2 separate regions of the Mus musculus genome follow, and region 2 is linked to region 1. Evidence: chromatin loops called from intact Hi-C (ENCODE). Cell type or tissue: left cerebral cortex. All regions are shown on one strand. Each heading gives the region's core, and the rest is flanking DNA. Links, peaks and the distances in the headings are about the cores only.

Evidence for each region. Peaks named below come from ENCODE experiments on the same cell type or tissue, not always from the same donor. Only the 100,000 strongest peaks of a DNase experiment are listed, where the experiment ranks them.
Region 2: it touches region 1 in a loop (2.7-fold over the local background); 5 of 42 quality-filtered maps call a loop at or near these places.

Annotation. Positions count from the first base shown.
Region 1 is chr13:112,944,321-112,947,230 of GRCm38, forward strand. Dhx29 (DEAH (Asp-Glu-Ala-His) box polypeptide 29) reads left to right here. Exons shown (of 27, transcript NM_172594.3): 9 at 174-339; 10 at 750-873; 11 at 2,443-2,910. Among named protein-coding and RNA genes, the nearest start is that of Dhx29, 18 kb to the left of the region's middle. In left cerebral cortex, for the core only: no CTCF peak of the experiment used is centred there; DNase peaks (open chromatin) are centred at 1,217, 1,533 and 2,333.
Region 2 is chr13:113,029,746-113,032,655 of GRCm38, forward strand. No RefSeq gene overlaps it. Among named protein-coding and RNA genes, the nearest start is that of Cdc20b, 4.2 kb to the right of the region's middle. In left cerebral cortex, for the core only: no CTCF peak of the experiment used is centred there; DNase peaks (open chromatin) are centred at 1,744, 2,214 and 2,696; H3K4me3 peaks cover 658 bases.

The sequences.
Region 1 (2,910 bases), core at 266-2,765:
GTGGGCCACGAAGAGGATGCCCCACCTAGAGAAGAGCGAACCTTTGGTCCTTCTTCACCCGGTCCCTTCAGAAATGCTGTTCTTAAAAGGGCGAGCACGCTGATCACTCGCTCCACAGAGAGTTCATATTGCTCTTACCATTTTTACAGAACAAGTCTTTGCCTCCATTTAAGGTAAAAAGAAAGAACCTCACGATGTAAGGAACTTTGACTACACTGCTCGAAGCTGGACTGGCAAATCTCCCAAACAATTCCTCATCGACTGGGTCAGGAAGAATCTTCCCAAGAGTCCAAACCCCTCCTTTGAGAAAGTTGCCGTAGGCAGATACTGGAAATGTAGGTGGGTTTTTCTGCTTAACTGGATGAACTTTTAGAAAACGGTGAACTGAAAGCCTTTGGTTTCCTGTAAATTGTGAAAACGTTTAGAGATGTCAGGCTTGCTGGTTCATGCTTGTAATCCTAGCACCTAGGGGGCTGAGGCGGGGTTCCAGGCCAGTGAGTTCAAAGCTAGCCTGACCTGTAGAGGGAGACCTTATCTCAGAAGCAAAACATGGATCAAGTAGGCATTCGAGAAACTCTAAAAGTCCTCATTTCCAGTTCCCTTTGCTGGTAATCGTTGTCTAATGCACTGCCTCCCGTGGAATACTTAGCAACTGTTGTAAGTTTACGTTTAGTGAGCTGCTGACTTTTTTTGATCTGACCTCATCAAGTTGTTTTAAAAAGGTTTTATTGTTCTTTTCCTGCTTTTAGGGTAAGGGTCGTCAGGTCTGAAGATGACGTGCTGGTTGTGTGTCCTACAATCTTAACCGAGGACGGCATGCAAGCCCAGCACCTGGGAGCCACATTAGCCCTTTATCGGCTAGTGAAGGGGCAGGTGAGCCGCTCAAGGCCTTGACGCTTCCAAAGACGCCCGTGCAAGTGGAGCATCCCTGATGCAGAGCTCTGCAGTCCTAAGGCTCTAGAACCCATGGCCTTCTCTGCAGACGGGATGCCATGTAGAAAATTCTGCACGGAGAAATGTGCTTCTGCGAATGGGATTACTGAAAGCGTTGCATAAGGTTACTTTCAGGCTTTCTGTGGAAGGCATGTATAAAGCAAACAGAGTTTGTGTCTAGACAGAGTCTGCCCAGTGTACTCCACTGTGTGCGTGTGCCAGAGCCTCTAAGTCTAAACTCTGAGGATCTGGGGTAACAGATGGTCATTCTGCAACAACGATCGTCCCAGAAAACTCGGTCTTTCAGCCTCGAATGTGGACAGGTGGCTCCAGTTCCAATTTTAGGTTCTGTTAACTATGTGCTTAGGGCTTAAAGACTAGAGTCCTACTGAGGGAAGACACTCTCTGAGAGAGCGCCATGCTCTTTTTACATTTTAGATTGCCAGCACTTCCTTTGTATACTACACTTGCTCTCCGTCTTCATGGGAAGTGTTGCTTGGCGGCGAAGACCATGGGAAGAGGCGCCTTGGCCACAGCAACTTTTATTTAAAAACAAACAAAAGGCATTCAGTTAGGGGCTCGCTCACAGTTTCAGAGTCAGTACAGGATCATAACCGCAAGAAGCAGACAGATGGTGTTGGAGCAGTAGCTGAGAACGTTGTGTTTTGCTCTGCATTCAGCAGTCAGCAGGCAGAGAGAGAGAGGGAGAGAGAGAAAGAGAAAGAAAGAGAGAGAGAGAAACACTGGACCTGGTGGAAAACTCAAAGCCCACTCCCTTTAGCACACTTCCTCCAACAAGGCCACACCTCCTAATCTTTCCAAATAGTTCCCTGAACTGGGGAACCAAGCCTTCACGTGATCCTGTGGGGCTGTTGTCATTCAGACCACCACAGGAAGTTACACACGGACTAAGTAGGAGTCCACACAGTTGTTCTTTTCCAACTTCTGCCAAAGTTCATGCTTATTTCTTGAATTTTGCCCAAGTAAAGTATTATAAGCTATATGTGCTTGGTAAAAGCGACTGTTGCTGCCACGGAGAGAATCGTTCTTTGATAGCAGGCAAATAGAATAACTGAAGGGTCCGTTTGGTGTCGTCCCTTTAAAGTACTCTGACTTAGAGCACTGTCCCACTGCCAGATCTCACGGGGAACTTTGTGTTTCCAAATGCTCTGTGGTTCGTCTACATAGTGTGTACTAGCCCTAGAGGAACGCTTATTAAACATTCATTCCATAGTTTACCGTGCTCACAGGCCCGCTGTTAGCTACTTTTAAATGCAGAGGCATTACCTCACTCCTACCCAGTCACATAGCCACTAAGTTAAGAACCCCGAGTATGGTGCGCCATTTATATACTGACAGCAGCCTCTGCGTGTGCCTCTCCTCTTAATGACTTTAGAGTTTAAGAATAAAGCTCCACTTTAAGAGACAGTCAACTCCCCTGTGTCCTCATGTACTGAGTTCTGAGATCTAGTCAGCACAGTCTAACGTAGCTCCTGCTTTCCTTTTCAGTCTGTCCATCAGTTACTCCCTCCTACGTACCGGGATGTTTGGCTGGAGTGGAGTGATGAAGAGAAGAAAAGGGAAGAACTCAATAAAATGGAAACCAACAAACCACGGGATCTTTTTATTGCCAAGCTCTTGAATAAGTTGAAGCAGCAGCAGCAACAACAGCAGCAGCAGCGTCCTGAAAGCGAGAAAGGGGGCTCCGAGGATCCCGAGGAATCCTGGGAAAACTTAGTTTCCGACGAAGATCTTGCTGCGCTGTCCTTGGAGCCAACCAGTGCAGAAGACCTGGCACCTGTTAGGAGCCTCTTCAGGAGGCTACAGAGCACACCCAAGTATCAGAGGCTCCTGAAGGAGAGACAGCAGCTACCTGTGTTCAAACACCGGGACTCAATTGTGGAAACTCTGAAGAGGCACCGGGTGGTGGTGGTAGCAGGTGAAACGGGGAGTGGCAAGAGCACCCAGGTGCCACAC
Region 2 (2,910 bases), core at 258-2,757, 85 kb after region 1:
TACAAGGGGGTCTTGGTGTTCATGGTCAGAACATGCTAGAGGGCGACTCTCTGTGATGCCAGACAAAGCTTTGTAGTTGTGTCGTGTCATGTTGCCAGTCATTCTAGTTGGTCATTTGTGGCTGTAACTGAAGCAGTAGATTAACACCCCCTCTGTCGCAGGAGCCAGGCTTGTGAGGGGAGAAATCAGACCTGCAGAGTCTGTCTGGTCTGGTCTTTACATCACATGGTTCCATTATATTTCCCCAGAGCTGTTCTCAACCCATAGTAGCTATGGGGTGCTGGCGCGAACCAAGCTTAGATCTGACGGACAAGCCAGAACCCACTTGCAATTGGAGATGTGTCACTGTCCTCTGTGGGGTCTTTCCTTTTCCTGGTAAATCTTCTTGGCATCAGCTTAAGACACCAACCAGAAGCCTCTTGGTGAGCAGAGAGCTGGGACATATTTAAATGTGTGTGGGCTCCCCCAGTGACACCAACATTATCATGCTAACACAGCCAGCCAGCCAGGTTCCTCTACCTTAGTGTATGTCTACTTAGAGTTGAGCTGGAAGTTTAAAATTCACTCAGATGGTCTGTTGGCTACCTACTATGCGTTAGACATCTTCTGTACATAGGTGCTGAATATGAGGATGGCGACTTCTGCACAAGCATGTTATAAAGACATATTACGGCGGGTTTCTGAGTTCGAGGCCAGCCTGGTCTACAAAGTGAGTTCCAGGACAGCCGGGTCTACACAGAGAAAGCCTGTCTCGAAAAACCAAAAAAAAAAAAAAAAAAAAAAAAAAGACATATTACTAAAGCTGGGTCATGATGACATATAACTTTAATCCCAGCACTTGGAAAGCAGAGGCAGATGAATCTCTGAATTCGAGGCCACCCTGGTCTACAGAGTGAGTTTCTGGATGGCCAGGGCTACGTAGAGAAACCCTGTCTAGAAAAACAAACAGACAAACAAACAAACACATATTACTTAAACATTTTTTTGAATTAGACATCTAAGTACTGTCACTTCATCTCAAAGAAATAAATTTATACCTTTAGGGCTTTTATAATTTTTATTTTTTAAAATAATTATTGTGGGGAGTGGTGTGTGTGCGACAGAGATATAGACAGAGAAAAGGATGTGTCTTGGATACCTGGATTCGGGCATCCAGGGAGTTAAAGGCTGACTTTGCCCTGTCACGTGTTATATGGTAGCATCAGTATGGGGCACACAGGAGGACAGAAGGCTTGAGCACAGTAAGAAAAACCATCCCTCCGTTTCAGCTTCCGCGGCATTTGGAGTGCTAACAGAAAATGAACTTTTTTGTTTTTGGACCAGGTCTCCCAATGTAGCCCAGTGAACTAACTGTGTAGACCAGGCTGGCCTCAAACTTACAAAAATCTGTCTGCCTCTGCCCCCCCTCCCCCAATAGAGTGAAAGACATGTTCCAATCTAGAGCATTCTGGACCCAGCTGTTCTTGGGGGGGGGGGGAGTGTGCAGTGCCATCATCATAAACTTGATTTTATCCATTATCTTTATACAGTGTTATATTTATTTTTAGTTAATATTTGCCTCACATCACCTTGAAACTAGGCGAACTATGGTATCAGGTAGTATTTTATACATGAACCACTCTAAAAATATATGTAAGGAAACAGTGGGAGGTGTGAGCTCACTTTTATGTTTTACAAGCTAGACAAACCAGGGATCCCCGGAGATAACACGTTGACCACGCAGTCTTGAACACATGGGTCCCTCTCCCAGCCACCCACATGAAAAGCAGAGATTGGCTGTTTTGTAATCCCAGCGTTGAAGGAGCCAGAGGAGCATTCCGGGAATTAACCAGCCTGACCTAAGAAGATCAGAGCCCTAGGTGTCTGTGAGAGAGCCTCCCCCAACCCATTCCCGTTCCCCTCCAGGGGACAGTTCCTGAGAAACGCCATGAAGATTGACCTCTGACTTCTATACACACACACACACCACACACACACACACACACACACACACACACACACACACACACGCGGAAACTCGACTTTCCATCGTCTTTAGTTGGGGCTATAAAAGACCGGTCGTATCCTTAGATCTTAGGTAGTGACTGAAGAATAAACCTGTAAGCTGCTTGCACATGGTGGGTGGGGGTGGGGAAGCCATACACCGCAGGCGGCAGGCTGTGTTTTCAGACTTGTCTCCCGAGATCATAGTCACTGCAGGAAGCTCAGCTGGTGGTTGCTGGAGCACTCTGAGCTGAGTTCTGGGGAGTATTGGTGCTCAAGAGAGGGGACTTGATTCCTTTCTCTCCCCCCCCCCCTGCAGTGAGGCTAGCCTCAGCCCTACCTCATTAGCTTGTCCACTGCACCCCGCCACCCGAGTGATCCAACCCCACCCCCAGCTCAGCTCTCCCTGCCCCGCCTGAAGGGGCACGTGCCAAACAGATCGTTAAAAGCGAGCTCCAACCGTTTCTTTTGTCCAGTAGGCGCGGGACAGGCTGGCGGGAGCTGGGGGCGGGAGCGGCCGCGAGCGGAGCGGGAGGCTAGCCGGCGGGCGCGGGACCTGCTCGGCGGGAGGAATTGGGGCCGGGGTTGGCGGCGGTTGCAGTTGGGGATGGGGTAATTCTCTGGTTTTCATTTCTGGAAAAGTGGTTGGATACAGCAGGAGAGGCAAAAAAGGATAATATAACGATATCTTATTTGATGCAGGGAGATGCCTAGGACCTAAGTACGCGTGCGCACTCGTGAGCTTGGAGAATGCGTTGGGGGGAAGTCTGGCGAAGCTTTGTGGGAAGGAAGAGGTTGAGAGTCCGAGGAAGAGGTTTATGTGGCGCATCGTATATTTCTGAGACATCTACGTTATGGGGAATCAAAGTATAATTTTGTGGTTGAGAAAAGATGGGCATTTGGGAAGTTTGGGTATCCCCTGGCTGT